Linked DNA regions of Homo sapiens: region 2 is linked to region 1. Evidence: read pairs that join two places in POLR2A ChIA-PET (ENCODE). Cell type or tissue: CD4-positive, alpha-beta T cell. All regions are shown on one strand. Each heading gives the region's core, and the rest is flanking DNA. Links, peaks and the distances in the headings are about the cores only.

The links. ChIA-PET counts read pairs that join two places held together with the same protein. Peaks named below come from ENCODE experiments on the same cell type or tissue, not always from the same donor. Only the 100,000 strongest peaks of a DNase experiment are listed, where the experiment ranks them.
Region 2: POLR2A ChIA-PET joins it to region 1 with 5 read pairs; 2 of 35 experiments call an interaction of 5 or more read pairs at or near these places.

What each region holds. Positions count from the first base shown.
Region 1 is chrX:49,272,147-49,275,064 of GRCh38, forward strand. The region is part of intron 1 of PPP1R3F (protein phosphatase 1 regulatory subunit 3F); the gene reads left to right. Among named protein-coding and RNA genes, the nearest start is that of PPP1R3F, 3.8 kb to the left of the region's middle. In CD4-positive, alpha-beta T cell, for the core only: no CTCF peak of the experiment used is centred there; DNase peaks (open chromatin) are centred at 565 and 1,375; H3K4me3 peaks cover 2,055 bases; H3K27ac peaks cover 1,294 bases.
Region 2 is chrX:48,627,671-48,630,588 of GRCh38, forward strand. All of the region lies in intron 1 of LOC107985695 (a long non-coding RNA gene), which reads left to right. Among named protein-coding and RNA genes, the nearest start is that of WDR13, 32 kb to the left of the region's middle. In CD4-positive, alpha-beta T cell, for the core only: no CTCF peak of the experiment used is centred there; no DNase peak of the experiment used is centred there.

The DNA.
Region 1 (2,918 bases), core at 102-2,601:
AAGGCCTTAGGCTGTGAGTGGTTCAGAAAGGTCTAGCTCCGGTCTGGTGGGCAGATGTGCCTGGGTAACTGAGCAGGCAGGCAGGTACCCACTCACCCACCTGTGAGCCCCACCATAATCTGAGACTTCATTTAAAGGGGGCAGGCAGCATGGTTTTTCTTACAGCATTAAGAGTGTGGATTCTGGCATAGATTGCCTGGGTTCAAATCCTGGCGCTGCCACTTACTGGCCTTGTGACCTTGGCCAACGCATTTAACTACACCATGCCTCAGGACCCTCACCTGTAAAACAGAATTATAGCATCTACTTTACGGGATAAGAGTAAAGGTGCTCAGAACCGAGTCTGGCTCAAAGTAGTATCATACAGGTGTTAGCTAGTGTCAGTATTTAGGGAGCCACACCTACAGTTTCCTGGATTCCTCTCCTAAATTCGGCTCCGCCCATCAGCTGTGTGGCCTTGCCTCCGTTTCCTTCTCTGCTAAGGGAAATGACAGTCACTTTGCATGGTTGGATTGAATGCAGCAAACATGGGCAAGGTAACTGAAGCATGGTGGTAACTGCAAAAGATAACTGGCCAGCATTTACTGATTTCTGTGCTATGAACATCAGATCCATTCTCTCCGTGAGGCCTGCTGTGCATGCTGTGTTGTGTAGGTGCTATGATTATCCCCATTTAGTAGAGGGGAGACAGGTAGCTCAGAGAGATGAGCCAGCTTGCTCAAAGCCTCTCAGCTAGTGAGTGACAGGGCCAGGGAAGAAATGCTAGGGACATTTATTTTTTTCTATTTTTTTTTTTTAAACTGGTCCTCTAGAAAGCGTGGCATGATTCAGGGCAAATTCTGGATTTCACTCTTGGTGTTCCCAGCATGTCGTGCTTTCCTTTTACCTTTTTTTTTTTTTTTGCTTTATCGAGGTATACCTACATAAAGTGTACTGATATTCTGTGTATAGCCCAGTGGATTTGTACATATGTATGCACTTGTGTAGCCACCACCCAGATGAAGATACTGAGCAGGTCCAGTACCCCAGAGCTACCTTCATTTCTATCACTTTCCCAAGCTGTCATCCCCGCCGGCTGTCATGGGAACCCTGTCTGTAAGATGCGACAGTTTGGGTAAAGGAGTTTGGTCATTTTAAAGAGTGTGAAAGGCAGAGAACAGAGAAATCAAAACCTTGCAGGGCCAAGGTGGGTGGAGAGGGTGTTTTTCTTTTAACATACATGGGCGGTTTTAAGGAGAAATTGAAGCAGCCTGTTCAGACAATTGTTTTGGTATCTGGCCCCAGGTCTGTGGTTCCTAACATGACTTGTGATATTATTTTAAGTGGGCAGATGGCTTTTTGATAGCTTCTTTATCTTTCGATCTCAGCTCTTGCAAAGGGGAGGTTGGTGCTCATTGCAAGATCAGCGATAAGGGTTTCTTTGTAGGTCGGTGGCTTTCTTGGTGAGTACATTTCAACATATTATTGTTTTAGAACCTGTGTGCTGCCAGTGACTTGCAGCACTGTTGAAGACTAGCCACCCTTTGTGACCTAGCCCTCTTGGGAAATGGCGGAGGATCTCAGGGTATATCCCTTACCTGTGGGAGCCCTATCAGAGGGCTTCCTGTTGAGGAAATGTTGGCTGTAGGCCCTCTGTGCACTGAGCACAGCCACATCAGGTGAGGGCATGGGAGAAGTCCGTGGTAGCCATCAGGATAGAGTTCAGAAACCCAAATGGCTGCTTTCCCTGGGTTGCTGGACCAGGCATTTGGTAACTCTAAAGCTTAGAGATGATTCATCGACAAGCATTTATTGACTGCCTACTGTGTGCTGGGCACAGTGCTAGGTTCCAGCAGGGAAAGAGATGCAGAGTGGTCCTAAGATGTCACAGGGCTTGTGGGATGGAGTACAGAGGATTTGTTGTATGAGACCTGGCTGAGCCCCTGCTCTTCGCCAGGCACTTCACTGAGTACTATATTTTCATGCAAGGTCTGGTTTAATTCCGACAACATTCCCTGTGAAGTAGAGGGTTTTAAATTTCTCTTTCCTGGATGAGCAAACTGAGGCTCCCAGAGTCCAAAGTCCTAGGGCTGGTGTGGGGAAAAGCCCTCCTGATCTTCCTTGGCACTTGACACTACCCTTTGGAAGTGTCCTATTCTTCTTAAAAGTAAAGACCAAGAGAGCCTCACCATGGTCTTCAAGCACCCTCCCATCCCATTCCCCAATCTGGCCTCCACTGGCTCATAGTCTTAACACCAGTGGTCTTTCTGAGCTCCTGTCACCATGGTCTTTCTGTTACTCCAAAGGGCCTCGCTCCTTTCTGCTGCAGGGCCTTTGCCCCTGCTGTTTCCTTCACCAGGAACATTTATCCCGTACCCCTTGCAGTCTCCTCCAGTGTTGATCCCTCAGTTCTAAGAGGACTTCCCCAGGGGAGCCTGTCCACCCCAGTGTCCTCGGGCCCCTGGCTTTTTCATAGCACTCATCAGCCCAGCACGTGCTAAGCTTTGTTAGAGAATGTCCCATGGCAGAGCAGATGAACATCGCCACCAGTCGAGGGGTCATCGGCCACCCTGCCTAGCAGTTCTACTATATTTTTTTGATCCACTCGTTTCTCCTCTGAAGTGACTCTTTCAAATGTTCTTTACCTTCAGACTTTCTCTCCTGCTTCAAAAAACAAAACAGAAGCCATAAGAATGGAACTCCCTATAACTTGTGGCCCCCAAGTCTGCACGCTGATTTCCCTCCCCTGTGTTACAGATGACGAGGAGTCCCTTCTTGCTCAGGCCACTTCTCCCTCCTGTGCTCTGGGTCCCAGTTTCTGCTACTTGCTCTAGAATCTGACATCATCAGTCACCTTTTCTCTCCTGGCAGGTTTTCTGCTGCCCTCCTTGCTTGATCCTCTATTCACCTTTGCCTGTGCCAGCATCCCTTCTGTCTCC
Region 2 (2,918 bases), core at 111-2,610, 640 kb before region 1:
CATGGTTCACTGCAGCCTCTGCCTCTTGGGCTCAAGTGATTCTCCTACCTCAGCCTCCTGAGTAGCTGGGACTACAGGCGTGAGCCACCACACCCAGCTAACTTTTTGTATTTTTTTGTAGAGACGGAGTTTTGCCATGTTGCCCAGGCTGGTCTTGAACTCCTGAGCTCAAGCAATCCTCCTGCTTCGGCCTCTCAAAGTACTGGGATTACAGGTGTGAGCCACCAGGTCTGGCCAAACTTGGATTTTTTAAAACAAAAATAAAACCACAAAACTCCAATAGCTCAGGGAAAAAAGATTTAGCTCTCTCACGTTTTATAATATCCAGTGCTGTCAAGAGTATGAGGAAAACTGATAATATATAACAGGTGGCAGTATAAAATTCAGCAAGCATTTTAGAAAAAGTTTCACAGTATTTATCAAAGTTTTACATTTATATACATTTTGATCCAGGATTTTTTTTTTTTTTGGCTAGGAATTTGCTCTTTGTGTGTGTGGTTTTTTTTTTTGTTTTGTTTTTACTTTGTAAATTTACTTAAAAAAATAGCTGTCTGCATATTTTTAATGGATGAGTAAACCAAAAATATATAAACAGCTATTTATAAAGGGGTGAATAAAAAAAGATAAAATAGTTTCTTATGGGTGGAGGGAGAGGGAAGAAGGTTGAGGAGACAGGGATAGAAGCTAGATTTATCTAAATATACCATATTATTATTATTATTATTATTATTTTGAGACGGAGTCTCACTGTGTCGCCCAGGCTGGAGTGCAGTGGCACGATCTCGGCTCACTGCAACCTCCGCCACCCGGGTTCACGCCATTCTCCTGCCTCAGCTTCCCGAGTAGCTGGCACTACAGGCTCCCGCCACCACACCCGGCTAATTTTTTTGTATTTTTAGTAGAGACGGGGTTTCACCGTGTTAGCCAGGATGGTCTTGATCTCCTAACCTCGTGATCCACACGCCTTGGCCTCCCAAAGTGCTGGGATTACAGGCGTGAGCCACTGCGCCTGGCCCATATTATTATTATTTATCTTTTGAATATACTGTACTATTATTGAGAACCATGCAAACACAGTATCATTGTATAATCATTATTATATAAAATTATGTATTATTTAAAAATTGCATCATATCAAAAGGAAGTTATAGATTACTGGGGTCATATCAAGCAAGTTTCAAAGGCTCCCATTGGCCAAAGATGGGGCAATTTGAGCATCAAAAAGAACAATAACTGCAATAGATTGAAATACATCACCTAGCCCTCAGGGCAGAATGATGCCACAAAATCTCCCTGGCCACCTTTGGAGGATGCTAGTGAACCAACTCATTCTGAAAACTGATAAATAAAGAGAGAGACAAAGTAACTGACTAGATAATTGATTAAAGAATTATTATTTTTGAGATATGATCATGATTTACTGCTAACTTGTTAAAAGCTCTTATCATTTGGGCCGGGCGCGGTGGCTCACGCCCGTAATCCCAGCACTTTGGGAGGCTGAGGCGGGCGGATCACAAGGTCAAGAGATGGAGACCATCCTGGCCAACATGGTGTAACCCCGACTCTACTAAAAATACAAAAATTAGCTGGGCGTGGTGGTGTGCACCTGTAGTCCCAGCTACTCGGGAGGCTGAAGCAGGAGAATTGCTTGAACCTGGGAGACGGAGGTTGCAGTGAGCCGAGATTGCACCACTGCACTCCAGCCTGGCAACAGAGCAAGACTCTGTCTCAAAAAAAAAAAACAAAAAAAGGAAAAGTTCTTATCATTTACAGCAACATCTTGAGAGATTCATGGGTAAAATGATGTAATATCTGGGTGTTGCTTCAAAATAATCCAGTGGGGATGTGGGTAGAGGACATAAAAGAAACAACATTGGCTGTGAATTGATAAATGTTGAACTAGGTGATGACTACATGGAGATTTATTGTATTGTTCTCTCTACTTTTTTATACGCTTGAAATTTTCCATAACAGAAAAATAATTTTATGGAGGCAAAAGCTGTAAACAGTGTTCTATGCCTATATTGAGAGTATGACTCATGACTTTTTTTTAAAAAAAGCCAGACCTGACCTTAAAAATTTCTTTTATTTTAATTTAATTAAAAAAAATTTTTTTAGAGACAGCGTCTCACTTTGTCGCCCAGACTGGAGTGCACTGGTGTGCTCATAGCTCATTGTGCAGCTTTGAACTCCTGGGCTCAAGCGATCCTTCCACCTTAGCTTCTTGAGTAGCTGAGACTACAGGCACGAACCACCACACCCAACTAATGTCTTTATATTTTATATTATTTTATTATAATTTTATTTTACTGTATTTTATTTATTTGTTTGTTTTGAGACAGGGTCTTTGCTCTGTCACCCACGCTGGAGTGCAGTGGCATGATCTCAGCTCACTGGAGCCTTGACTTCCTGGGCTCAAGTGATCCTCCCACCTCAGTCTCCCAAGTAGCTGGGACTACAGGCATGCACCACCACACCTGGCTAATTTTTAAAAAATTTTGGTAGCAATGGGACCTCAACATGTTGCCCAGGCTGGTCTCAAACTCCTGGACTCAAGCAATCCTCCCTCCTCAGCTTCCCAAAATGTTGGGATTAGAGGCATTGAACCACTGCACCTGGCCTATTTTATTTTTGAAAATAGAGACAGGTGGGGGGGGTGGGTGTCTCCCTATATTGCTCAGGCTGGTCCCGAACTCCTGGTCTCAAGTGATCCTTTTGGCTTCCCAAAGTGCTGGGATTACATGAGCCACCACTCCTGGCCACTGTGCTGGGTTTAATTGTGGAGAACTATAACTAAGCATTGTCTTTAAAAAACGAGTACATTGGCCGGGCGCGGTGGCTCACGCCTGTAATCTCAGCACTCTGGGAGGCGGAGGCGGGCGGATCACGAGGTCAGGAGATCGAGACCATCCTGGCTA